Linked DNA regions of Mus musculus: all the other regions are linked to region 1. Evidence: chromatin loops called from intact Hi-C (ENCODE). Cell type or tissue: heart. All regions are shown on one strand. Region 1 overlaps Bbs9 (Bardet-Biedl syndrome 9 (human)). Region 2 overlaps Bmper (BMP-binding endothelial regulator). Region 3 overlaps Bbs9 (Bardet-Biedl syndrome 9 (human)). Region 4 overlaps Bbs9 (Bardet-Biedl syndrome 9 (human)). Region 5 overlaps Gm36743 (a long non-coding RNA gene). Region 6 overlaps Bbs9 (Bardet-Biedl syndrome 9 (human)). Region 7 overlaps Bbs9 (Bardet-Biedl syndrome 9 (human)).

Region 1 (4,000 bases):
TGAGATCTCACCACAGGGTGAGATGAATCTCCTGCACGGCACGGCGAGGTGATGCAGTATGTCATACGTCTTCCCAAAAGCAGCACAGCCTAAAGCATAGCAGCTCCTAAACCTGCAGCACCATCAGTTCATACATGACTCATATGTACAGAGCACCATGCACTCATACATGACTTATATGTACAGAGCACCATGCACTCATACATGACTTATATGACTTATATGTACAGAGCACCATGCACTCATACATGACTTATATGTACAGAGCACCATGCACTCATACATGACTTATATGTACAGAGCACCATGCACTCATAGATGACTTATATGACTCATATGTACAGAGCACCATGAGCTCATATATGACTCATGCGCATGAGAAAAATACTCCAAGCACAATAAACTAAATGGTCTCATTTAAAAGAATCTGTACTCTTAGATTTTATATGTAATAGCACACATTCACAAATCTGGATGTCTATATACTAAATTGAAATTATATAGCTTTAGTGGTAAGATTTGGGTAATTGCTATGTCTTTCTCGTTATCTGTATTTTCTGATATAGAATTCTCTGTCCATGTCAAAATACGCCATGCTGATGCTTCCACACTGTATGGCACCATTGCCACGTTCCTTCTTCCTATGCTGCTGGCAAGCAGAGAGCATCTTGAGTCTCGGACAGGCAGGGGACAGGCAGGGGACAGGCAGGGAGTATCCTGACAGCAGCTGTACACAAGGAGCCCGCTCCAGGTCTCTGAGGTTTCCATCGATTTTTCTTAAATGTGAAATTCCCATGTGTTCTTACACTTCAGTCTAAGGAAAGGCACGAGCTTGTTTTGCAACCACTGGCTTTTGCTGCACTCTGCTGGAACATTCCCTGATGTTCTCCACGATCACTAAGTATGCCTAGATCCTGCTACAGCTGAGGAAAATGGTCTCATAGACAGTTACATATTTCCAGGGTCAGTTAACAGTAATAAAAGGGTTGGAGTTTACAAGCACACACCAAACATTTGTTCACGTGTTAAAGAATGGCTGTGCACATTGATTATGGTAAGGTAGAGGGGGCATCGTTAAACATTAGCAGTTCCTCTTTTGTACAATGCACTTAGCGATAGATTTATTTTTCTCAGCACTTCTAAGCAAGCTGAACAAATCTACCTTCAGTTACCACAACAGTGCAGTAAATCCCTGGACACACCTAACCTGACTCTTAGGAAGTGTCAAGGTCACCTGCTTCTTGTTGTGTTTTAATCTGAACTGCATTAAAGCAGGTCATTTTGCAGTTTACTGGGAAGTAGCCAAGTGACTAATACCTGCTTTATCCAGTGACCAGCACTCAGGTCTCAATCGCTCGCTCAATACACCCCCAAACACCCCAAAACACCTGCAGTCAATAACCAGTATGAAGCTTGCTTGGTGAAAAGTAATCTACGCGGCCCCAAATTCCACAAAACCGTGGAGAACCCTCCACACTACCTGTGCAACAGACCAGCCCCGGGCTGTGCTCCGGGCTGGACTCTCTCCACACAGAGGAAAACTTCACCTCAGCCGCCTTGGACGTTGCCAACACAGATTTGGCAAGTATCCCGGTGGAGAAAATACTTCTCGATTTTTAACTAATACCTGCTTAAATTTTGTTTTGGCCTCATGGCCTGGAAAGAAAAGTCTGGAATGACCCCGTCTTTTGACTTTATAATCTGCATAAATCTCTCAAAAAGAGGCTTCACCAGGAAACTTTCCGTGGAACATTTCATCTACAGAGAGAGAGAGAGAACTCTGTGGCTGTCCCAGCTGCACCTCAGAGCACAGTGAGGAGACTGCTCTGCCTTAGGACAAAGGTACAAAGCGCTGAGCGGCTTCAGCATAGATCCCAGGCGAGGCCTCACCCAAGCTGGCAAACACCAACTGCACGCTAGCACCCCCAAGTGTCAGGTGCCTGGCCAACAGCAAGGCCAAAAAACCCAGGGCCAAAGGAGCTCAGTGTTAGGGCCTTGCCGGTTTTGTTTTGTTTTGTTTTGTTTGTTTGTTTCCGTGAATGACTTTTACAAAGCAGCTCTGTGTCTAGGGGAAAGTCACTACCCTGCCAAAGAGGACAGCCCTACTTGCTAAGCGCTTAGGGATCGGTGGTCACAGGAAATCATCAGCGCCTGCGTGGGAAAGGCACCCTAGCTTACAGAGGAAGAGATGGGGCCTCAGAGCTTCAACAACCTGCCCACAGCCACAAAGATGGACAGTGCAGACACAGAAACCCAGGTTCATGGAACCCTGGAATCTGTCAACCACACCAAGCTGCACTGTGACCCTGGCTCTTATCCCATCTCATCTATGAGAGGTTGGAAGAGGTCATTATATATTCGAGGCATCTCTCTATTCCTCCTTTAAGTGAATTAACTAATTTCCAAGACCTCTTCATATTCAAAATATCTACTATTTTTAGTGTCTGTTTATGTCTTCCACCTGCCCTTACACTCATTTTCTTCGATGTAGCATTGGGAAATAAATTAACCAGTCTACACTAGTCAAAGGTAATCAGAGAAGTTTTGTGTGTCTGACACTCTGGTACTGAGCATAAAATCTGTAATTATCAGTAATATTCCTACTGAACTTGACTGTTACTGGATTAGACTAGTTATTGAGTAAAGGCAGGCTAAACAAAATGTCCACTACATCTAAGGGACATAACCTAGTTTGTAAGACTCCATTCCCTAAAGCTGTTTATTATTTACTTGACATAATTTTGCAAAAAAAATAAACATTTATAATCAAATAAGGGGAGGAACTTATATCATACTATCACCATTAAAACCTGGTTTAATGGCATCCTGTATTCATTATTTATCACAAACTCTAAGCATATTTACACAATAAGGTGACACGAATTTAACTAAAAAAAATTATTACATTTATAAAGAAACAACATGATGCTTTTGAACAACCTCCCATTTCCGTCAACTTATTTAATTATTAGTGACTTCAAAGGAAAAGAGACATTTCTAAAATCCATTTTTCTCAAAAATGTATTATTTTATCTCACTATTGATGTATAATTTAATTAAAGCTCCAAGCCCACATTTTTCTTTCTAAGTGGCAGGCATTTTCATTAACTAGCACATAGTTAACCCATTGTCACAGTCCCCTAAAACAGCCCACATGGTGGGGAATAATTAAGGTAGCTAGGGGAAAGGTCACTTAAGACTTCACCATGGTGTGAGCTCAAATTATAGGTTTGAGCAAGCCGGGAGGACCAATGCTCGGGAAAATGTGCAATCTTAATGGAATGCAGAACAAATGAACGTTTTAACGTGTGATGCTACTCGGTTGCATAATGGGATTTTGTTGAGTGCTACAGGAGGCAGAAAATAAAAGTAACCCTGCAGGGTATGCCTGTTAACTGCTTCAGGCTCGGGGCATTATTGGCTCACTAAATGGGCACATAATAACATGAAAGACTGGTTCTGCCCTCTGGTTGGTGCTTTTCTGTTGGTTGCTCTTTTTTAAAAGACTGGGCAAGACCAAGCCTTTTAGGAATTTGTTAGCTTGTTTCCCAAGTTTATTCTCTAGCCTGAGGAAGAGGAGCTCGTGACCAACGCCCTCTTGGCCTTCCGCCCTAATCTATCATTAAGTCAACCAGAAAGGTGGCTACAAGATGCGTTCAGACTGAGCCCTCTCCACACAGACCACCACCTTCTGTCCCTGCTGACCCAGGAGCCTGCAACTCAATCCCTGCCTCCTGCTGGTGAAGTAATAACCATCGGCCTTTGTTTTCATCCAATTAATTGAGTGAAAATGGCTTCCACTGTGAAAAGACCCTTCATGACCCAGCTCCAACTCTAAAACCTGGCACAAAAAAAAAAGAAAAAAGGAAAAAGGAAAAAGGAAAAAGGAAGGAAGGAAGGAAGGAAGGAAGGAAGGAAGGAAGGAAGGAAGAGAGGGAGGGAGGACGGGAAAGGAGGGGAAAGAGGAGGAACGGAGGGAGGGAAGGGGGGGGGGAGACTG
Region 2 (4,000 bases), 540 kb before region 1:
TCTTTCCCTCCCTCATTCCCCTCCCCCCCCCCCCGATTTTCCCATTGTCTGTCCTGGGTTGTTATACCCACAGAGCTAACCTCACTCATTCATTCAGATCCTGTGGTACAGTAGTCTCCCTTCTCATCTGTTCGTTAGAGCAGCCCTACCACTGCTGAGGAGCTCTTAAGGAAAGCTGCCTGTGCCTCCCACCCACTGCAGCGCTGATCTGAATGATGTAAAAAGGCTAAGTCGATAAAGCACAGCTGTAAGAGTGTCCTTGTGTCCAGTGAAGATGAGGCAGATGACGGAGCTGTCTAGAGCCTATGGAGACAGCAGACCAGGTGGCCTGGCTCCAAGCCCTCCAATTCTCCAGGTCTTCTCGTCCCAACGATGATGGTTAGTGATACATTTTTAAAATTTTAGGTATTATTGGCCATATTCCCACTGAAGGCAACAAGAGCACCTAACGGGTGCACGTGTATGCCTATGTACGTGTGCACTGCTTAAAATTACTAGCTGTGACTCCATTTGCCACGCGTGGATTCTACAACTCCTATTTTAGCGCAGACTCCCTCACCCCGGGAAGACTGGGACTGATATGAATATCGCAAGCAGAGATTCAGTCTCAAGTGCATTTATGAGTGCAGCAAACTTGGAGAAGGGTCCCCCTAAGACAGTGTCCTCTCTAAAAGGAGGAGTCCTCAGAGTTCAAACTTTCAGGACAGTCAGAGTGATGGGGAGAAGCAATGTGAGAGCGGGTGAGTGGGAAGGTGCGCATGTTCTTTAGAACTGCTGGCTGAATTAGAAAGCCAGAACAGAGTCAAAACCCACAACAGGATCCCAAGATTCACAATAAAGAGCATTTTAGCTGTTGTCCACCATGCACGGCATTCCAGGCAAATGGTTTGTACAGTCACATCTGAAGTTTTAAATATGTGTGGACAGACAGACAGACAGGCATGTATACCTAAGCTTTGGGTATATATTTAGGGGATACAATTTCCTTTCTGTTTACCCTTAGGATTTTTTACATCCTATTGGGGTCATGTTGGAACTGCCAGATCCCATCATTTTTGGAGTCTGTTTGGAATCTGGTTGGTGTGGATGTGAGGATGGGCTTAGAATCCCAGGCCCTTGAGGAAAGAAATAATAGAGCTGCAAGATCACCGTGGGGACCCTGCTTCCTCATCCCCTTAATTGAGCCTAACAGCTACATGGGAAATTCAGACACAGGTAATTAACACCACTTGCCTGGCTTCCTGGGCTTGGACAAGTCACAAAACCCCATATCCTGGAGACAGTGGCTCTGGCAAGGAGTGTTATACACAAAGCCCCGTGTTCAGGAGTCTGTCATCCTCACAGCACAGATCACAGCTGAGGCTAAGCGTGCGACTCATTCGGTTCGGGTTTTAACTCAGCAAACACTTTCTGATAGTGATTCACACATACTGCTCACTTCCTCTGATGATATTTAGACTCTGAGCTAAGGAAGATCACACAGAACTTCATCTTAGCCTGATTCTACAGATAAAGAAGTAAGGCTGGGACATGTCCCCACGGAGCAACAAACACAAGTGAGAGAGGTCTGGAACACTGATCTCTGCCATGCAAATGCTACCTACACTTCAGTACTTGGGTACATTGTGGGCATTCAGGATACAGAGTGAGAGAAAACAATATCCCGCTTGGGTCCTCCTAGTATATTTCCACATGTGAGACGAGTCCCGTTTCCAGCAGAATCACTCCAAGGACCAGCCTCAGAGTCATGGGACTGTTACAGACACTGTCTGCTTTGAGGAGACAAGAAATATGACTATGATCAGATATCAACAGGGCCAGGCCTATCACACCTCTGAAAAGGCAGACTGATACCCTAAGTTTTCCACAAATTCTAGGTGGGTTTGCAGAATCATGCATTCTAAGCAAACAGAAACAATGGCCAAAAGGCCATATTCACACAAGGAGAAGGTGAAAACATAATAACCTAGCCATCGTGTTTGCGATCACTTCATGGTTCTTTGCTTTCTCGGTCACCATGTCTCTGTGCTTACCATCTCTAGGATCAGCCAGCTGGGGAGGTAAGTCTGAACCAGTGTCTCCTTTCAGAAAGATGGACCACAGACACCTTAATATCAACAAATGCTTCCCCCCCCCAAAAAAAATCATAGCCTTGAAATGCACCCTCAACAACTTGTTAACATGCAAAAAGTAAGGGGGTGGTATAGAGAGTTTAAAAAAAAATTACATGTCTGGCAAGAAAACTCCATAAGGACGCCAGCCAAACCACAGCTCCAGCAGAAGCCAAGTACAGACAGGATGACAGCAGCCAGCTTGCTGAGTCTGACACTTGCCGCCAGATGGCAGCACGGAGCTCCCCGGCCTTAGGAGTTGCAGCCTTGAGCCTGCCTCCTGCCTACAGAACTGTCTCCTGTCTGGAGAGAGTGGGATCATGAGTACTGAAGACAACTAAGCACCAACATGAAATGATTCTAGTTGCTTCCACACATGGAAAGGAGAAATTCCGTGGAGATGCTCTTGAATATTTCCACAAGTGTCCTGAAGATATTTTTTTTCCAAAACACTTTTCAAGAACCAATCCTATTATAGACTGTAGAAACTATTATCCCATGTTTTATCTATGTTAAAAAAAATAATAACAATAAACTGAAGATAGGAACTCAGCAGCCAATATAGTGGCAGAGGTGGAAGCAAGACTATTGCTGGCAGACAGTATGATTAAACCACGAAACAGTATCACAAATGTCCTACAATATGGCTGATGTGCCATACTAGAGATATCACACTGCACAAGTCTCTCCTGGAAGAACCCTCAGTTTCCTTCTGTTCTGGTCCCTGTGAAAGCAAGATCTTCCCCAAAGACACACCACTGGCCCTGCACAAAGATGCTAATTCAAACAGCCAGATCCTTTTTCAGAAGACTAGGAAGACGGTGGAGTTGTGGTCCCCGACCCGCCACCACCACCAAATGATGTCAATAGAGCACATGGGTCAATGAGTACTGTTGGAGAGGATAAACAGCTCAGAGTGGCTCTGTCCTAGGTTAGGACTCCCTCCTAGACGTATGCTCACATCCCTCTGCCATTTCATCACGATAATCTAACTTGGGGAAGGGACTTATAGAAAAGCCTTCAAACATCCCCATCCGAATGCAAACATCCAGAAGAGCAGACACACATCCATCCCCAATGCCTCCCCCATCCAGATGCAAACATCCAGGGTGAAGACATGCATCTATCTCCAATGCCTCCCCCATCCAGATGCAAACATCCAGGGTGAAGACATGCATCTATCTCCAATGCCTCCAGGCCCTCTATTTTCAGCTGCTAGAGAAAAGCACTTGTCCATAACCCTGGCAACTGTGAGAGATGAAGCAGTTCTCTCATGGCTCACTCCACTCCATTCTGTGGAACAGGGATAAATTCGAGCTTCAAGCATCTTATCTGCAAAAAGGATATTGGAAAGAATTCCCTGCAGATTAGAAGCCGTGGAAATGGGTGAGGATCATGGGACACTCTGACCCTGCAGACGATTCCTAAAGGCCTTATCTAAAGCACACGTGGTGGTGTTTCACATATGCAGTCTCAAAACTGCTCAGACAGGAATTCATTCTTAGGAATATGGATGGTTTTTGCCAGGTTTTCTGAGGAAGGAGACCACGAAAAACCGATCCAACATCAACGACTATATTCTCATTAGAATTTCTAGTCTCCCCATGCATGAAGTTAAATGGCTCAACTTCTCCTTGAAGTACCCCATTCTAACCCAACTCAAGCCCCCAAAGAGCCAAAGGGGATGTTATGGTACTTTTAAACAGAAGTCCCAGTTTCTCAGAGGCGATATTATACTACTCCTCATAAACAGAAGAATAATACTTGGTGTTTACATAGCACATTTCTTCTGAAGAACTCTGCAGACATTATTTCATTAATCCTCATAGGTTCCTTAAGTTTTTCAGAGGAAGAAACAGTCCATAGTGAACAAAAGTGTCTCAGGCCCC
Region 3 (4,000 bases), 120 kb before region 1:
TGAGTGGAAACAGCTATCAAGGACTCCCCGCCCATGGATATCACTTGACGTCAAGCAGAATACTATTTACCATAACAAGCACTAGGGGCTTCCCAACTGGAGCTAGGAAATGGCTACATTTACTGAACACATTAGACTAAAGTCCTGGAGTATATAATTTGCTTTTTGTTAATGAACTGCTCCTCCTTGTTGCCATGAGAGATAAGTGTTCTCTAACGAGTTTCCATAGACCATGAATTGAGCCCATAATTAAGCTGTTCTCAAGGAAATCCTTCAGTGGTAATGGTAACATAGAATGCCATGCCACCAAACGCTGCCAAGTGTTATCAGTTGTGTAAACAAAAGTAGCAATCACATATTCTGTACATAGATTTTTTTACACCCTCATTTATAGCACACAGCAATTAGAGAGAGAGTGGGAAGTGCCATTGTGAAATACTGCCAGCAAGTATTGGGCTGAAGCATCTGAAATCCCTAACGTAATTAAATCTCTAGGAGTTTGAGCAGACAGCAAAGCACTGAGCAATTATTCGGGAAAGGATCCCTACAGTTAAGGCAGACACAAGACAAGCACTCAGGCCAACACAGACACGCATGGCCCCTCAATGGATGGTGCACAGCCAACTGGGACCAGCAATCCAGGAGCTCTCCTTGATGTCGCTGTTGCTGGACCCTCTTCTCTAGTCAACAACTAAACCTTGGAGATTTTATCTCCTAAAAAAGTTCCCTGTCATATCTTCTCATCTTCCTCTGCATTGCTGTTTCCCAAGTCTGGACTGCCAGCATCCCTAGCTTCCACAGTAGCTACCTCATCTTGTAACTAAGTATCGGTATGATTACTTTAGCATTGAAAAAAAAAAGTAACGGCGAACTACATCTGCTTTGTTCACACAGTATCTTCATTCTAGCTACTATCTCGCCATCAGAATCCTCATTTTATGAGGAAGGGAACCATCCCTCACAATTCTTATCCACGGTTTAGCACTTACTATGTAGGTCATGGGGGTCAGACTGTATCATCTCTTTGTTTTGTTGGCTATAGCAGCAGAGATTCAAGGAAGGAATGAGTGAAGCCAGTTCTCTGGCCAAGCTAAAAGGTCAAAAGGAGGAGGAGGTGCCCCAAATTCACGAAGCCGAGATTTCATTACCCACCATGGAAAGGCAAGAAGGGAAAGAGAAAGGACACCAGGAAGGTAAAAGCAAAAAATCTGGGTAAAACCAGGAGGATGATTCTAACATGTGTCCCTCTGGAGGACTCCTAAGATGGAGAAGCTCATTTGTGTCATATAGTTCTTATATTTGCTATTTCTATATACTAAAAACTAGTTTATGATGACACATGTAAACTTTCTTCTAGTAAACACATTAAATGAATGAGCAAGCATATGGAGGCCGTGATAGGCATGTGTAAGAATCTCAGATAGAAGATGCCAGACTTGCCTGCCTCACGCCCTGGAGACCCTGCACTCCTCCGGCTTCCATGTGGCTACTTTCTCAGTTTTCTCTTGCTCATTTCTTGGCTGCTTCTCCTTAATTTCCGAGGTTGGCTCCTGCCCTTCCTTCTCCCTGACCTCTAGATGTTGGAAGGCCTTTCAGCTTAGACCAGCCCCCTTCTTTCTGCTCCCCACACAGAAGGGGACCCATCCAGCTCTAAATCCACACAGGCCCCATCTCCTGACAGGCCAGCGGCAGCTCAGCCTTCTCTCTGGAGATCTAGTGCTGTCATCTGCAAGGGGGCGCAGCCATGCCACCCAGATAGAAGCACAGTCAAGCTGGGCCTTCGATTTTGCACCCCCTAATCCATTTACCCCACGTTGTGCTCACTGACCCCTCTTCATCAGCAGGGCTGACCACCAGTTCATAACTAAAGTCAAAAGCCGTCTCTGACTCTCATTGACCTCCCACCAAACAGGCCCATTGCCAAGGCTGTGTACTGTAGCCTCTGAGGGATTCCTCGGATCTTCTGTTTGTATCACTCGTCCAATCACATAGCCTCTCATCACACTGGCGACTAGAGCTCACTGTCCCATTGTAGACCCGGCTCTTTATCCCCACACAGCAGGCACAGCGCATTCTTTAAAGCATTCATCAAATCATGCCAGGCCACTTAGGAGGACTTAGAGGCTTTCTGTTGTTTGCTTGTTTGTTTGTTTGTTTTGGATGGCACATAAATTCTTTGTCCCAGAATAGAAGAAAAAGTACATGATTGACCTTTTTGCTAACTCTTTTTCTCAAGAGCATCAAGAAGTAGTCTATAAGAAGAAAAGGGAGAACTGGGGGAGCAAGGAGACAGGACTCCGGCCTGATCCGGCTGAAGGCTGGAGTGAGCAAAAGCTACACTCCTCCATGGCTTCATTTCAGAGAAGAAGACGATTCGCCAGCAGAGCTACTCCAGGAAGCTCTCCGTATATCCACTGTAGGGCTGTCATGAGCCTTGTCTGCTGTTGTGTACACTTAATGCAATCCACAACTCTGCTCTTTAGCTGTGTAACTGCTTATTATCTGGCTTTTCAACACAAATAGCCACTCTATACGGACAGGAAGCCTCTCTTCACTAACGCCAATGTCTAGCACATGAATGAAGACGGTGGCATAGTTAAATGTCTATTAAGGACAAAAGTGAGTCCGTTCCACAGGGGAGAGTGGAGTGTGCTGTGACCAGACTTGCTCTTCACAGCACAAGATAAAAGGAAGTCTTCTGCATGGATTAAGGGAAAAGAAAGCCAACTTGAGCAAACACTGGAGATCAATTTAGCTCTAAATGAGATTGAAAATGACTAGAATATAGGTGAGTAATATTCTGATTAACAGAGAAAGATGCAGTGAGGTCCACTTCATGAAAGGAGGTGAGGCGGGGTCAGGTTAACAATCTGTACAACAGTTTCTAGTTCCAGAGTAGATCCAAGAAAGCCAAAGATTAGCCCAGAGCTAGAAACTGTCATGGAGTCTTGGGGAGCAACCCATACGGTTCAGAAGTAGAACATAGCAGGCCAGAGACAGGCAGGGGAAGAGAAAGTGGGTGGCCTGGGAGAGGGGGGAGGGAGGGAGGGACAGAGAATGTGTCACACAAAAAGGAGGAAGAGGAGACAACGGGAACATCACTCAAGCCAATTCTATATCCTGTCAGGCCACCTTCTATGTTCCAGCTGTATTTAATTATAGAGATGTAGAAATGGGTGACAAAGTCTCTTCCCCCAGAGGTGTCAGTCTAGGCAACTTTGGCAAGAGATAGCAGCATCCAGTTGTGGCTGAGAGTACGGCACTAAAATAATGTAAGGACAAAAGGTCTTCTCAACATTTTATGGTATAAGTTGTTTTAATGATCACTGCATATATTTTATCAAATACATTTATTAATTAGAAAACATTCCTTATAATTACTCTGGCTCCTTTTCTGAAAACTAAAATACATTCTTTGATCAGGAAAAAAAACCTATAAAGACCCAATAATATTATGATTAATAAACTAACCTAAACATAAATGAGCAAACACATAATTACTTTCACTAGTCATATAAGGAGTCTGTTTCAAATAATTAACTCTCTGGAGCTGCTCCTACCTGAATGAAGCGCAGCGAGGGAAAGGGAAGCCTCAGCTCACGAGTGACCCCACCCCTCCCCTTTACCCTTTTCTCATTGCACTTTCTACAGTACAGAGTGTTTGGAGTCTGCTGCCCTGTGTATTCACACACACACACACACACACACACACACCAAGGCAAGCTCTTTGGAAGCAGGGACTGTGCTGGGCTGGCTGAACATCATACTCCAATATGCAGAGTGATGCCTGTGACACCTGGGACACAGTCCGCACTAAACAAATTTCATCCTGTTGTCTCAGTCTTGGCTTAGACTATGATGTCATTTTCAGTGGAAGTAAAATATAAAGGATAGAAGAATGTGGTTTTTTCTACAAGATGATACATTCAGTTTTTAAAATATTGTAAGTATGGATTTTCCTGAATCTTTAACAAGAAGAGAACAACTGCACTCCTTTTGT
Region 4 (4,000 bases), 150 kb after region 1:
TCATAAACATATACAGGTGCATTTACACGTGTAAACATGCACACACAATTAAATAAGTTAACAATCCTCTTTTAAGTATTCTTTGTGCCAAAATCCTATCTGGAAACAGAGAATGAGCTGTCGCTAACTGTGACTTCACTGCCCAAACACACACACATTCATTCACTATGTTCTCATTTATATTCGGTTGCCCTGCCCTCTCAATCTCTCTTCTCTCTCTCTCTCTCTCTCTCTCTCTCTCTCTCTCTCTCTCTCTCTCTCTCTCTAATTCTAAATAATATATGAGAAACAAGATGGATGCCATTACACAATAAAATCCATGTGTTCAAAATTCCTCATCTGAAAGATAAACTCTTAGAGATGGAATGGAACACAGCTGCATCTGTTCATTCAGAAAGCCAGCTAGTTTCAAAGCCAGATAAACTACTCAGGATAATAGGTATAAGAGCTCTTATTCTCTGACTTTCTTCCCTCTCTGACCCCCTTCTCCCCTCCCCCCCACCCCATGTTCCTGGCTGGCCTCTTCTTTCCCCTCCCCTCCCCTCCCCTCCCCTCCCTTCCCCTCTCCCCTCTCCCTTTCTCTCTCTGTCTCTACTCCCTTCTCCTCTCCCCTTCCCATGTCCTAAATAAACTCTATTCTATACTAAAAAAATAATAATAGTCATAAGAAATTCAGAGATCACTTATGAAAACACACAAAATTGTTTATGTTCTCATTTTGTGAACCTATTCTGCATACACAATATTATTAAAAATTAAATCTAGGGGGCTGGTGAGATGGCTCAGCAGGTAAGAGCACCCGACTGCTCTTCCAAAGGTCCTGAGTTCAAATTCCAGCAACCACATGGTGGCTCACAACCATCCGTAATGAGATCTGAAGCCCTCTTCTGGTGCGTCTGAAGACAGCTACAGTGTACTTACATATAATAAATACATAAATCTTTTAAAAAATTAAATCTAAGTAGGGAGAGGTAACTTATAGAGCCCACCTCCAGCAGGAAGACAAATCAAATGAGGGATGGGGTTGCCATCCCACAGTCACAACTCTGACCCATAATTGTTCCTGTCTGAAAGAATTACAGGGATGGAAATGGAGAGGAGCCTGAGAAAAAGAAGGTCCAGTGACAGGCCCAAAGTGAGATTCAGCTCAAGGGGAGGTCCCAACCTGACACTATTACTGAGGCTCACAAATGGAGTGCTCACAAAAAGGGATCTATCGTGACTGCCCTCCAGAAGACCCAACAAGCAGCTGAAAGAATCAGATGCAGATATTTGCACCCAACCAATGGACAGACGCAGCTGAGCCCTGTTGTTGAATTATGGAAGGCTGAAAGAAGCTGAGGAGAAGGGCGATCCTGTAGGAGAACCAGCAGTCTCAATTAACCGGGACTCCCAAGATCTCTCAGATAGGAACACCAATCAGGCAGCTGATATGAAGCCCCCAACACACATACAGCAGAGGACTGCCGAGTCTGTGTTCATTCAGAGATGATGCACCTAACTCTCAAGAGACTGGAGGCCCCAGGGAGTTTAGAGGTCAGGTGGGGTGGGGGTGGGGACATCCATGTGGAGACAGGTGGGTGGGAGGAGGTGTGGGATGTGCAACAGCCGGAGGGTGGGAGAGGAGGAATAAAATATGGAGTGTAAAAAAAATTAACAAATAAAAAATAAAGAATTTAACTTTTAAGAAGAAAAAAAAAACTTAACTCTACCTCTGATCTGAAATGGCTAGCCAAACTGAATTAGATGATACTTCGTGAACTTCTGTCGCAGGGCTCAGAGTACCGATTACCACTGTTTAATATATCACATCGTGCTTTTCCTTAAAGAAAGCAGTTAAATGCATCTTTAACAAAGGTCACAAGCACAGACCTGCCACAACAATCAAGCCGCCCAAGCAGCTAATTTATTAGCAGTATCCTACGAGCCCCAGACGCAAGGGCAGATCGGTCCAAAGAGCCTCCGGGGGTGTCGGGGTGTCGGTGAGCATCAAGGCAGCCATGGCGGCTCATCACACTCAGGGGAAGCCCCAGAGGGGAGGGGATTTTATTCACTAAGCCAAGGACAAAGGAAAAACTGTTTTCGAATCCTGTTCAGGCCTAGATGAGTAGGTACTTCTGTTACCTACTCCAAGGTAGGCCTCAGGAAATCAAAGGGTGAGGCGAGGGCGCCCTCTGCTGTCCAGCACAGAATCGCGAGTTACCAGGCAACAACTGACTTGGGTTGTTTGCCTTGGACTTTTTTGAGACCATCTCTCTTCTGTCCACTATATCCAGCCAGACATTTACTTTGTAAAAATGTTCCTTACCCATTCCCATATTTTCTGGGATTTTACTATTCTCTATCATTTTGATGCCTTAAATCACTGAAGTGTGGGCTGTGGTGATAAATTCGTGTGTAAAGCTTGCCGCCGTGTAAGCCAACAGTCTGAGCTCAATCCCCAGGGCCACAGGGATTCCTGGGGCTCACTGGTTGGCCAGCCTCACCTACTTGGAGATTCCAGGCAAATGAAAGGCTCTGAGAAACATAAAGATGGACAGTAACCGAGAAATGATGCCAAGGTTGTTCCACGGGCACATACGTAACTGCACATGAGAACACACACACACTCACCCTCACTCACGCACACGCACATGAATGTTGTATCATGTATAAATGTAAAGCTATGCAGGGCCACTTACATGTGTCAAATGAATCTTTCTTAGTGAAAGATTCATTTGACACATGCTCTGTGCTCTCCATTTCACTGAGATCACACAAAGAGGAAAGTAATTGAAGAACACAGAAGTGAAGTTGATTTGAGGAGAACAAGGATGGCAGTCAACGATGTCTCGTCTCACATACTCCGGTGAAATTACCGGAATCAAAGATTTTACCATAATCTCCACGAAAGTAGTGCCAGCCCGCTTGTCATTGGCTCAGCCGAGCAGCTCCTCTGTAAGGGAAGAAGGTCAAGAACCATTGTCCTCCTGTGGCGGGAACTGAGGCTCAGGGAAGCTCTGTGGTCTGCTAAGGGACACACAGCAGCCGAACAGCAGTGTCACGGCTCACGGCTGTCTCTCCAGCTGCACAGATCCACACAGCAGGCACCTAATGAGATCTCTTTAATTCCATATTTAAGGTAGCCTACCATCACAACTGCATGTCATGGACTTATGACATCAGATTTAAGTATAAAATATTAAGTATTTTATTGGACAGATAAAGCCTGATATAGTTGCTCATCAACAATTAAATTATAAAAAAGGAAAGAAATATCAAGTAACACCTACTCTCTGTGTTGAATAAAATATTTGTTAAAAGCAGAATTTAAAGTATATCAATATGCTGCCAAGAAACAAAGGAAATAAAATTCAGAAGCCAAAACCGAAGTGAAAGTGGAATCCACAAAGGTACACAGAGCCCTCGGGACATTTTCCTAAGCCAGATAATCTAAACATAAGCTTTCGTTTTCATGCTCTCAAATGACACACAGAAAAGGGGAGGATGGGGCGGAGCTGCCCAGGACAGAGCCCCCCACCACGCTCCAGACAAACCTAAGACCACAAAGAACTTGACCCCTAATATGAACAGAATTCAGAAATAGCATTACCTCAACCAAAGGGGAAAGAAAAGAAAATGCACACATCAGAACTTGGAACCAGATGAAGGGGGAAAAATCTCTCTTAAGAATTCATAAAATTTATTCTGTAATGTAATTCATTAATGTAAATTTACTGACTAAACCATTCTATCAGATAGCCAAAAAATAAATAAATAAATAAATAAATAAATCTGTGAATTTAGAATAAAATGGTCCAGGGCTAGAAATACAACCAAGCATATAACCAAAGAAAGCTCAAAGATTAAAGGACCACACCAATCACTCACACGAATAAAGTTCTGAAAACTCGACCTCAGTCAAAACCACATCATACAGGGACCTGAGAGAGACACGAGCGGGAGACAGCAACAGTGGGATTAGACTCACAAAGACTTCACATACTGAAAATGACAGAAC
Region 5 (4,000 bases), 310 kb before region 1:
AAATCTGGTCCAGAAGAGAAGGAAGCAGTGTGATCCAAGGAAGGAGTTAGAAAGATGCAGCCACCAACCATGGAACTCCAAAAGCCAAGAGATGAAAGAGCAAGCTAGAGCAGTCAACCTTCCTAATGCTGTGACCCTTTAATACAGTTCCTTGTGCTGTGATGACCCCCAACCATAAAATTATTTTCACTGCTACTTCATGGCTAGAATCTTGGTACTGTTATGAATCATAAAGTAAATGTCTGATATGCAGGCTATCTGATATGCAACCCCTGTAGTGTCCCACGGGTTGAGAACCACTGATCTATAATCTCCAGAGAGAGTGTGGCCCTGCTGCTGCCTTAAACTCCCAGTGAAACTAATTTGAAATTTCTGGCTCCATTATCTTGAAGGAATAAACCTTTGTTATTTTAAGCTACCAAATTTGGGGTAATTTGTTACAGCAGCTGTAGAAAACGAGCATAATAACAAACATTGATTTTTAATAAATACTTACCACAAAGTCTTGTCTATAAGAGTTGGAGTTTGTTAATCTCCTACATGTCAATCAACAGCAGTTTAAACAGTTATGACAATAGTTATTGTGCAACTGTTATAAGTGAAATGGGGCTGAGGAGACAGCTCAGTGGGTAAAGTGCTTGACAGGCTACCAGGGACCAGACTTAGCCTGGAGAGGGGTTCTTCGAGAAAGGGTGTCTGGGACTGGCAAAAAGAACAACTTGAAGTCAAACCGTGGGTCCAAGCTGGCAGCCTAAGTTCTGCTGAGATGGCTTTCCAGGCTGCTCTCTCTGCAAGTATAAATTCTGAATGTTATCTGGATAACTCGTGGGTGTTCTGACCAAAGTCAGAAAATCTGCTATTAAAAAAGTTATTGTGTCTTTTGACCAAGTTCGAAATCCTGTTAAGAGAAAATTCTTGAAGAGCCATTTTGCTCTCTGGAGATCTCCAGACAGCTCAGCTCTTGCTAGAGAAAAATCTAAAAGGAACTGCTATGGGTTTCTGCTAGCTCATCACATGCACACCAAAAGCCCAGTTTTTTATTTACATGTCAATTCAGTTATTAATTCCAGGTTCTCTTCTGATTATCTTATGAACCAGCATTCCATGACCCCAGCCCTTTGATTCTTAAGAGACAGCAAGCATACTTTTCTTTTTCTAACATTGCAGAAGAAATCTGCCTGCCTATGTTAAGCACAAAAGGTAAACTAGTTGGGTAGGGCCCTGCTCTGAAATTACTGTTTCTACCACACCTGGGCTGATCCTTGCTGTGTCCCAGGATGACCTTGAACTCCGAAATCTGCCTGCCTTTGTATCTTTCTGACAAGCTGGCTCCTTAATGCAGCTGCCTTTGTTCCTTTAGATTCATGAACTCCCTCATAATTCATATTACATCCTTATATTTTACATAGTTGAGAATATATATGTGTATATATGTGTGTGCATATATATGTATATATGTGTATATATGTATATGCGTATGTATATATACATATATTGAACTTAGATATTTAGAGGTCTTTCCCATAGCCTTAAGGGCTGTCCTGAAGGTCCTAGCATTTACCATTTTTCTGAGACATTAGCCACACCTTTGCCTCATGCTGTTTCTAATTCTCATGGAGTCATTAAAGTTGACTGGGAGGACATTCCTTGGAGGAATGTGAAAATGTGTACATAATTATACAAACAAGCCTATGCCCACAGCAGCCATCGACACTCTTGGAGACTCATACCAGGACCCTGTCCCAGGGACAGAACTGTGTCACTATGTCACTCTGTCACCACCAGGGCCATGCTGGGCTTGGCAACGTGCAAGCCTAAAACCTGAGTTTAAATCCTCAGACCCCAGAAAAGCCGGTCATGATAGCACACAACTGTAATCTCCATCCTCCTACAGGGAGCTGGGAGCAGAGACAAGATCCCGGGAGCTCACAGGCAGGGTAGCCTGGTGTATGTAGCCACCTACAAATGAGATGAAGGACAAATACCTACGCACAAAGTTGACCTCTGACCTCCATATGTTCCAGGTGCTTGCACGCATACACATGAACATGCACTCAAACACACATAAAGATTCTTTTGAAAGAAGGAAAATTATCGGCATGTCCTGTGCTCATAATCTGCTTACAATTTAGTTAATAAGTCCAAGTCATGGTATTTTAATATTGAATTTTTCACTGGTTATTTTTATTGTAGTCCTGTATGGTAAGTGTGCCAGGTACATGCAGTTCCTGCTAAATCCACAAGAGGTCATCATATCCCCTGAACTGGAGCAACAGGCAGTTGTGAGTCACCTATGTGGATGCTGGGAACTGAACCCAGGTATACAGCAAGACCAGCTAGTGCTCTTAGCATCTCTCCACCCCACAGATTAAATTATTTTTTGTGACAGGTTCTTGTGTAGCTGAGGCTGGAGTTAAACTTGCTAAACTAAAGATGACCTTGACTTTCTGGCCTTGAATGAAGGGATTACAACCAGGCCATGCTCCAGTTTACTGATTTGAACATCATTCCTCTTGCAGTCTATATTGGTAAGTGGCATGAAGCAATTTGGATTCCCGTCTCCCCCCAGGTGTGTCAGGTTCCTGATGCCTATGATATTATGAGGAGCAGGACACACCCCTGGTCTCCTTTCCACCAATCCCACCAATCGTCAGTTCTTGGGGTTATTTTTGGACTTTTCATTCCATTCCCTGGACTGTTAATGCATACAGAGGTGCCACACTATTGCATAGCTAAATACCCACAATAGAATATCTCTTTATCTGGAATGTTTCTGCTCTTGCTTCACAATTTACTTCATTATTTTGCTAGCATTCTGTGTCACTTGGGAAGCCTCACGTCTTTATGGTCATGTCTTTCTAAATAAGAGTGTGTACCATCTCCCCCCTCCCACTCCTCCCTGCACCCCTTCCCCTTTCAGTGTGCTGTGAAAGTGGTCGCACGCTCCCTGAGAAGGAGTTCTAAAGTTTTCTTCACATATTTTGGATACATGCTGCGGTTTAGATGAATGCCAACCCCCAAAGCCTGTACGTTGGAGTCTTGATCCCCATTCAGTGATGCTGCAGAGGAGAGAAGCATTAGAAGGTGGGGCCCGGGGCAAAGAAGTATGATCTTGAATGTGACGTCCCTCCCTCTCTCCCTCCTTCCTTCCACCCATCCATCTGTCCCTCCCCCACTCCCCACTCCTTCCCTGAGGAGCTTCTCTCAGCCAGTGCTTCTGGATATAAAGTACAGTTTCACCACAGGCCCAGTAGCAACGGGCCAGTCAACCAGAGACAGAAACAGCTGAAGATGTAGACCAAAATGAACGTTTCGTCTTTCTAAGTTGATCACCTCGGGTATTTCATGATGATGGAAAACTAATATAACACTGTAGAAGTGTATTAGTTATAACAGGGTCCCTTCAGCAAAATCTTTCTGGCATTGTGCAATAGTGTCTAGTCGGCCATCACTGGGAAGAGAGGCCCCTTGATATTGCAAACTTTATATGCCCCAATACAGGAGAATGCCAGGGTCAAGAAGTGGGAGTGGGTGGGTAGGGGAGCAGGGCAGAGGGAGGGTATAGGGAACTTTCGGGATAGAATTTGAAATATATATAAAGAAAATATCTAATAAAAATTAATTAATTAATTAGTTAATTTTTAAAAAAAAAGTGTATTAGTTACACCATACGCACGCACCCGCTCAGGAGCTGGCAAATGAAATACATACACTATGCCAGCTAATCTGGATATGTCCTAACCAGCTCAATGGTTGGCCATTTCTAATCCTCCCCGTGGCTAACAAACACCCCCCCCTCCAGTATTTCTGAGTTAATATCTTTTTAAATCTATATTTTATCTCTGCTACCCCAAACCCAACGCAAGAAGTGGCCTCTAGGGCGACTTTTCTGGATTCTTACGTGTTGGCAGGTCTTTAAGTTTCATTCTTTTCCTTCACTGCCTTGGTGATTTTCCTCCTCCCCCTTCCCCCTCTCTCCCCTCCGCTCTTGCCCATGCAG
Region 6 (4,000 bases), 91 kb before region 1:
AGATGGACAAACAGCCAGTGCTATCTACAGGAAGACAAAGCCAGTGGCTCTGCTTTGATGAGACTCAGCACGGCTTCTGTGGATTGATGCTGTGGAGGCACAGACGGGGGAGTTTATAAATGAGAAATGGCGGAGCCAGGGGACACAAAGTCCTGGCTGTCCAGCACTGGCACTCGAACTCCATGCAGGTGCCTCAGAGCCCAGGCAAACACAGAACCAGGTGTGAAGCAGGAGGACTGCGGTGCTGGGCTCCAGAGACATGACAGATGACCTCCACAGAAATGGCAAGAAGGCTGTTTCAAATGCCAGCACGGGCAGTCAGGTAGAAAGGAAATGGCCAGAGGCAAGGAGCTTTCCAGAAAGGAATTCTTAAAAGATTTGGGAAATTGTATCTTATATCTTGGGTATACTAGGTTTTGGGCTAATATCCACTTATCAGTGAGTACATATTGTGTGAGTTCCTTTGTGAATGTGTTACCTCACTCAGGATGATGCCCTCAAGATATAAGATACAATTTCCTAAACACATGAAACTCAAGAAAAATGAAGACTGAAGTGTGGACACTATGCCCCTCCTTAGAAGTGGGAACAAAACACCCTTGGAAGGAGTTACAGAGACAAAGTTTGGAGCTGAGATGAAAGGATGGACCATGTAGAGACTGCCATATCCAGGGATCCACCCCATAATCAGCATCCAAACGCTGACACCATTGCATACACTAGCAAGATTTTATTGAAAGGACCCAGATGTAGCTGTCTCTTGTGAGACTATGCCGGGGCCTAGCAAACACAGAAGTGGATGCTCACAGTCAGCTAATGGATGGATCACAGGGCTCCCAATGTAGGAGCTAGAGAAAGTACCCAAGGAGCTAAAGGGATCTGCAACCCTATAGGTGGAACAACATTATGAACTAACCAGTACCCCGGAGCTCTTGACTCTAGCTGCATATGTATCAAAAGATGGCCTAGTCGGCCATCACTGGAAAGAGAGGCCCATTGGACACGCAAATTTTATATGCCCCAGTACAGGGGAACGCCAGGGCCAAAAAGGGGGAGTGGGTGGGTAGGGGAGTGGGGGTGGGTGGGTATGGGGGACTTTTGGTATAGCATTGGAAATGTAAATGAGCTAAATACCTAATAAAAAATTAAAAAAAAAAGATTTGGACTGTATGTTGTAGTCAACTCTGGTAATACAGAATATTACATAATTAAACAATAGCAGTTGCATCTTATATTGCCATTATGAATAAGAAACTAATTCCACATGTTTATCTTGCTGGCTAGGACCATGGGAAATACCAAAATATTTACTTTCTGGCCCACATTCCCATAGACAGTTATAATTGTGATGATACTTGAGCCGTCACAAAGGCAGACTTAATAGTGACACCAGACTTCCTCCTGTTTCTCTTTTGAGCAGGCTCATTAGTAATGGTGGTGATTAGTCATCGCTCAGTCCAGACAGCAGGCACAATGGTTCTGACTTCAAATCTGACCTGCGGCCTAGTCACCTTTCAGCCTTAGAAGTGAGCCTCGATAAGTCCCTCCGTACAATAGGACTTCCTATTATAAACATCTGCTTTCTCACATGAACCATGTTCAACATGTTAAAAATAAGTTTCCTTTCCGTATCCGTTTGTAAAAGGAACCATCAATCAATTAGACTGAAGGTTCAAGTCTCCCTCTTCCGTTGATGTGAATTTCCATCCAACTTTCTCAGGGAGTTTTAAAAGTTAGTACCAGGGAAAGTTAACTATTAAGTCCTTGAGAATACAATAAAACATTTCTTTTTCAAATGGTAGAAAATACTGCCAAAGATATTGAATGCAATTCAAAGGAATTGAACTATCAAGACAAATGCTATGCCATGCGGAGTTTACAAAGCCAGGTCTCCACACCAGCACACTCTTGCTCTTTTCATTCCAGGCTCCCCCAGAGCCAAGTGAACACACACAGACCTCAGAAAGAGAAGGCTCCGGCAGCCTACTCAGAAACCCCAGTCCTCCTCCTCCTTGCTCTCTTGCCATCGGCTGGATGAAAAATCCAGTCATCTGAGCTGTTTACTAAAATAATGAGAAGCAGATCTGAGCTGTGATCAGGAAGGGTAAAGAGAATTCATCCACATCCAATCCAGGATAAAGCAAGTATCCAGGAGACTGCAATCAAAAGAATTCAAAGGCCATGTTCACGCTGGCAGAAAAGATTCATAAAGGCAACAGTATTTGCCAAGGCCATGTGGAGGATACTATACTTTGCTTTTGGTTGCTGTGATGAAATGCCTGAGGTTATACCCAAATTATAAGGAAGGAAGGTTTACTTGGACTCACAGCTTCAGGGTTATCAACCACGGTCGTTTGGCCGTGTTGCCTTTGGGTCTGTGGCAAGACATAAATAGTAGCATCGTGGTAGCATATGGCAGAGCAGTTCTCACCTCAGGTCAAAGAGAAAGTGAGAGACCGGAGGACATGACTGTGATCCCAGGATCCCTTTCAGCTACCTTCATGACACACTCCCTTCCACTAGGTTCCACCCCCTCCGGGGTTTACCATCTCTCAGTAGTGTTGCAGGCTAGCAGCCAGGCTCCCAGGGCATGCATGGGTCTGTAGAATACTTCTAAACTATATCAAAGGCAGAGCAACAACAATGCTGCTGTCTCCTGCCTCCCTTTATGCAGATACATTCAGATCTCTCAGGTTAAGCTCTTGTTTCTACAAGGACCTGGTGTTGACATACGACCACACTGATCCCAGGACACCACAGATAAGGGACAGTAAATCAGACATCAGGAAGGAATTTCATGTCAGTCTCCTGCTCTGCTTTTATTAGTTTACTATTATGTGCTGTGATGAGTCCAACGGATATAGCCCTGTTTTTCTTGCTGCTTACCACTGCTAGGCTACAGACTTTCTGGAATGCCAGACGTCTCTGTCTGCACTGTCTGCACTGTCTAATGAGCAAGCACCCATCACATGTAGCTACTAGCGAGTGAAAGACAGATAATGAAGTCAATTTATTTCACGTCAGCTTATTTATATTTTGTGTTGTAAGTGGCTACTGTATTGAAGAGTTCAGGATTACAATATTTGCTTATGAAATTGAGTTAAAACCACCAAAAATGACACCTAAATATATTTTGTTTACAAGTTATATCGTAGCCCAAGCAATGCTTAAAAACTAGTAAATCCTTAATAAAAATTCATTAGATGATTAAATGACTTGATAAAAGATAATCCCATTGAGCCTAAAAATGTGTGTATATGTATACACACACACACACACACACACACACACACAGACACACACACACATACACACACTACACCTGTATGACTTTTGGCTTCTGTGAGGCATCAGAGGAACAAGATGTTAATGTGTTACTGTCACAACCTCTAATACAATCCTCATTGGCAGGAGTAGACACAGTATGTTCTATAGAACTTCAAAATAGATGGGATAGACTTTCAACCCTGCTCCCTGTAAGATTTTATGCTCTCAAATATCTTCTACTCCTAGCCTGAAAACTATTTGTTTTATTATAATTTAAAGTTATTGGGAGCACGGGAGTAGAGCTCAATGGTAGAAAATATACTTAGCATTCCTAATGGTCTGGGTTAGATACACAGCAAGCACATACACAAAAGCCCTACTACACACAGTAATGAAATATTATTTCAGACTACATTATGCCATCATTACAGAAAGAGGACAGTGGAAAGTTTTAATTATTAAATCTACCAGTGAAACTATACTTAAGACCTCTTAGAGACAAAACAAAGTTTTCAATATTATTCTCAGTAGACAAATCATCTCTACAAAGTACATCTGGTGCATATATGTTTTAGCACCTTAAAAAAAGTACATGTACTAATCTGAAATACTAGCATTTCTTTGCTACTGGAAAGTGACGGATAAACAAGGGAAAGCAAGAGTGAAAGGACAAAAGAAAGGAAGAGAGAGAGAGAGAGAGAGGGGAAGGAAGGAAGGAAGGAAGAAGGGAGGG
Region 7 (4,000 bases), 84 kb after region 1:
AAAAAATCTCAAGTAATTTTGATTTGCTGTCTGTGATAGCTAGTGAGGTTGAAATGTTTATTGAACATTTGTACTTCATCTTTTGGGAACCGTGTGTCCATTTCATTAGCTTCTTTATTGACATGACAGTTTACCTTTGTTTAAGTTCTTTGTATGTCTTAGATGTTTATCCTCCGTCAGACGTGTAGCTAGTAAAGATTCCAACCCATCGTGGAAGTTATCTCTTTACTCAACTGCTTTCTTCCTTTCACTTAATTTCATAAAACCACACTTGTCAACTGTTGGACTTATTCCTGAGTGAATAGAGTCCTATCAAGAAATTCCTTGCCCATTCCTCTATCTTGAAGTGTTTGTTGTACTTTCCCCAGTATTTTGAGAGTTTCTGGTCTTCCATTAACATCTTCGGTCCACCAGGAGGTGAGCAGTACACAGGGTAAGATATCAGGATCTATTTTCGTTCTACACATGGATAGCCAATTTTCCCAAGAGCATGCTTGAAGAGGCACTCTTTTCTCCAATGGTTACTTTTAGCATCTCTGTCAAAATGTAATTGACTAGAGCTGTATGAGTTTATATCAGGATCTCTATTATACTCTGTTGACCTACATATCTGTTTTGTGCCACTACCAAGCTATTTGGAAGAGTAGAAGGAGTAGGAGGAAGAGGAGGAGGAGGATTTTATGTGCTTAAGTGTTTTGCTGGCATAGCTGTCTGTGGCCCATGCACATGCCTGGTGACGTTAGAGACGGAAGAGGGAGCTGACTTCCCCTGGACCTGGAGTTTGATGGGTTCAAGCCACCATATGGGTGCTGGGAATGAAACCAGGTCCTCTGGAAGAACAGCCCGTGCTCCTAGTCACTGAGCATCTCCCTGGTCCACCATGCTGCTTTTGATACTATTTGCCAGCGCTTTTTTTCTTTAGAAATTTCATGCAGTATGTATCAAAAGATGGCCTAGTCGGTCATCACTGCAAAGAGAGGCCCATTGGACTTGCAAACTTTATATGCCCCAGTACAGGGGAATGCCAGGGCCAAAAAGGGGGAGTGGGTGGGTAGGGGATTGGGGGGGTGGGTATGGGGGACCTTTGGGATAGCATTGAAAATGTAAATGAGGAAAATACCTAATAAAAAAAAGAAAAAAAATTTCATGCAGGATTCCTATACTTACATCATTTCTACTCCTACATGTCCCAACGCAACTCTTATCATGACCCCTCCCCCACTTCCTCTCAAATTCACAACCTCTTCAGTTGTTGTCTTACACACATACCCCTGCTGAGTCCTTTTAACTTACCAGGAGACTGACTCACTCTCTCTCTCTCTCTCTCTCTCTCTCTCTCTCTCTCTCTCTCAGCAACCATTAGTTCCCTGGAGCTCTTCATCGAGGGATGTGGCCTTGGGGCACTTCCCCCATCCACACGGTTTATCAACTGATATTGACATCATGTACATCTTGGTCTGGCAACTATATTTTGCTAGTTCATGGTACAACTTACCTGTTCTGTCTACAACGTAACAGCAGCAGACATTCTGGCTCTCTGGTTTTTACAGTAAGGATTCTCATAATTATTCCACAATTATTCCTAAGCCTCGTATGTAGAGGTTGCATTGTAGAGGTATCTGTTGGTTATCCCTCTTTTTAAGTAAAAGCTCTTAGAGAGAGCTATTATTCAAAGGGGGTAAGAGAAAGAAACAGAGCTCTAAACTCAGAAGAAATACTTTTCAAGCTTCCCAATTCTGCATCATTGCCAACAGTCATGTTGTTAACATAAAGCTCAACTCAGTTGAGAGAATGATACCCGTGCTCAGTCCTTCCTATAAAATGACCCCTAGCAACTGCTACATTACTTATAATAAATACAACTTTCCAGCTAGATGTGAGAGTGCACACCTATAGTTCCAGCACTCAAAAAGTTCAGGCAAGACAATTTCAAGTTCCACGCCAACCTGGACTACATAGTAAGACTGTCTCAAAAAATGCAAACCAACCAACACAGTCTAGAACATTCCTGTACATGCTGTGCCTTCTCTGGGGCTCATACAATAGTAAGCGCCACAAACCCCGTGACATGGCTTCATAGAAACAAGGGCTACATTGGGGTCCCTGGCCAGCAGGGCGAGAGTTCTTACACTGACTGCTGTATGGAGCTGGGTCAAGTGGGAGAGGTCCTCCCAAATTCCCCATCTCTAAACCAAGGCGGTGAGAGGCGATGATCCTCAAAAATCCAACTGCTTGTATTGGTTCTTTCATCTACCTCACAAAACGAAATCTCCCCAAAATGAAATTAGTCTCCTGAACTGAAATGTTAAAAGCAATCCATGGCGCCTATGGGGCAGTGCCTGTTAGTCATTGCGGACAACTGAAGCCACCTAGTGGTGGACAAAGTCCTTACAGCCTCCGAAAACTATTTCTAGAGGAACACACTCCTGCTCTACATTGCTCTAAGTTCTCCTTTACCCCCAGTCCCGTAAGGTCTGGGAACCTGAGTCCTCGAGAGCTTCCTGATTCGAAAGGCCTGTCTTCTGCTGACTTCTCAAGACAAGACTGGAATCACTATCCTCTGGATTCAGACAGACATTCCCAGCTCAGATTTAACTTCCCAGCGACCTATCAAGCAGGAGAGCTGGCATGGTCTGGTATAAGCATTCTTCCTTATTCAACTATGTGCCTCTCTAAATCAGATAGCCTGATAGCTCTCACATTCCAAAACTAACAATTAAATATGCTCTGAAATTCTGCAAAATTTATTGATTTATAGGAATATAAACCAGGTTGTTCCACTGTTTACATAGCAAGCAGTTGCCAGTTTAGACTTAGGAGAATTATTTTGAAAAGCATTGAGGTTCTGAGATAGATAATGAGGGATGTGTGTATTTCTTTAGCTTTTCAAAATCCATTCTTTACCTATGGTTGGTGTCCAAATGGAAGAGAGTCTTGTCTCACAGAAACACCTAACCTCAACATTGATAGGATATCTTGATCCTTCAAGAAAGTCCAGTAATTTCTTGAGTGATTTACCTTTATTTAATCACATCAGAAACTTTGGATAAAATTTAGATCAAATAGGAGAAATTTAAGTTGTAGATAAAACTGCTTGTTCTTTATTATTATTTTAAAAAGATGCTAAGACAAGCTTTAAAACTCTAGTGTTCATTAATAGAATTTCTGTATACAACACCTATGACGGACAAAGACTTTGACCCAGGCCTATAAAACTACTAAACTAGTAATATAGTCATTTGGCATTTTTATACAATGGAAAAATAAAATATATTCATATTCACATATATAGTTAATTCCAATTAACTATAAAGAAAATATTATTAAACAATGTGTTTTTAAATCTTTCTTCTTCGTGGCTATTTTATAGAACAATAAGGTCTATATAGGCTATATGGGCTGGACCTCTGAATGAATTTCATGCTCAGTGGGTCAGAAGTTAAATGTAACACTGTATATCCAGTTAACTTAAAAGCACAGTTAACATTGAGTTATTTTATGCAAATCAACTAACACAAGATCCATAAGTGGACTTTATGAACAGGTCAAGGTCAGGGATGCTATATCCCCAGGATATATACTTTCTCTGCTATGTTAGCCATAGAACAGGAAAGTAAACAAGAACTCTGTTCAAGAGTCTGAAAACCAGCCCATTGCTGCACAGAAAATCCCCACCACTGCAACACACTAAAGCCAAACTCCAGATGGATTTGAAACATTAAACTTAAAAAGATGAAACTATAAAAATATGTATCTTCCTTTGAGATGTGAAGAACGTGTGCTGAGAGAAACAGTAGACTAGAAACCAAAGAATCTCTAGATGAAGTCACAGAAAAATTTACAGTTGTTGCATGCTTACCAGCCAGCTATGATGGGGCATGTTTGCAACCCCAACAGCACCATGCTCTGGATGCAGAGGCAGGAGACTGCTTGAGTGTGAGGCCAAAATCGTCTACGTAGGAAGATCAAACTAAATAGTGAGACCCGGTCTCAAAAATAG

What was found. A loop is a pair of places that touch in the nucleus more often than their neighbours do. Peaks named below come from ENCODE experiments on the same cell type or tissue, not always from the same donor. Only the 100,000 strongest peaks of a DNase experiment are listed, where the experiment ranks them.
Region 2: it touches region 1 in a loop (3-fold over the local background); 12 of 42 quality-filtered maps call a loop at or near these places.
Region 3: a loop joins it to region 1, with 1.9 times the contacts of the local background. A loop is called at or near these places in 5 of 42 quality-filtered maps.
Region 4: it touches region 1 in a loop (2.2-fold over the local background); 15 of 42 quality-filtered maps call a loop at or near these places.
Region 5: it touches region 1 in a loop (3-fold over the local background); 29 of 42 quality-filtered maps call a loop at or near these places.
Region 6: it touches region 1 in a loop (2.1-fold over the local background); 2 of 42 quality-filtered maps call a loop at or near these places.
Region 7: it touches region 1 in a loop (2.2-fold over the local background); 2 of 42 quality-filtered maps call a loop at or near these places.

The regions. Positions count from the first base shown.
Region 1 is chr9:22,707,060-22,711,059 of GRCm38, reverse strand. All of the region lies in intron 19 of Bbs9 (Bardet-Biedl syndrome 9 (human)), which reads right to left. Among named protein-coding and RNA genes, the nearest start is that of Gm39309, 96 kb to the left of the region's middle. In heart, CTCF peaks have their summits at 868 and 1,929; a DNase peak (open chromatin) is centred at 1,919; H3K27ac peaks cover 396 bases.
Region 2 is chr9:23,248,573-23,252,572 of GRCm38, reverse strand. The region is part of intron 2 of Bmper (BMP-binding endothelial regulator); the gene reads right to left. Among named protein-coding and RNA genes, the nearest start is that of Bmper, 27 kb to the right of the region's middle. In heart, a CTCF peak has its summit at 2,338 (motif pointing right); a DNase peak (open chromatin) is centred at 2,332.
Region 3 is chr9:22,823,087-22,827,086 of GRCm38, reverse strand. All of the region lies in intron 21 of Bbs9 (Bardet-Biedl syndrome 9 (human)), which reads right to left. Among named protein-coding and RNA genes, the nearest start is that of Gm39309, 20 kb to the right of the region's middle. In heart, no CTCF peak of the experiment used is centred here; no DNase peak of the experiment used is centred here.
Region 4 is chr9:22,555,733-22,559,732 of GRCm38, reverse strand. The region is part of intron 5 of Bbs9 (Bardet-Biedl syndrome 9 (human)); the gene reads right to left. Among named protein-coding and RNA genes, the nearest start is that of Bbs9, 82 kb to the right of the region's middle. In heart, a CTCF peak has its summit at 2,184 (motif pointing left); no DNase peak of the experiment used is centred here.
Region 5 is chr9:23,015,179-23,019,178 of GRCm38, reverse strand. All of the region lies in intron 1 of Gm36743 (a long non-coding RNA gene), which reads right to left. Among named protein-coding and RNA genes, the nearest start is that of Gm36743, 21 kb to the right of the region's middle. In heart, a CTCF peak has its summit at 2,237 (motif pointing right); no DNase peak of the experiment used is centred here.
Region 6 is chr9:22,798,347-22,802,346 of GRCm38, reverse strand. All of the region lies in intron 20 of Bbs9 (Bardet-Biedl syndrome 9 (human)), which reads right to left. All of the region lies in intron 1 of Gm39309 (a long non-coding RNA gene), which reads left to right. Among named protein-coding and RNA genes, the nearest start is that of Gm39309, 4.7 kb to the left of the region's middle. In heart, CTCF peaks have their summits at 1,485 and 1,700; a DNase peak (open chromatin) is centred at 1,476.
Region 7 is chr9:22,623,502-22,627,501 of GRCm38, reverse strand. The region is part of intron 9 of Bbs9 (Bardet-Biedl syndrome 9 (human)); the gene reads right to left. Among named protein-coding and RNA genes, the nearest start is that of Bbs9, 150 kb to the right of the region's middle. In heart, a CTCF peak has its summit at 2,369 (motif pointing left); no DNase peak of the experiment used is centred here.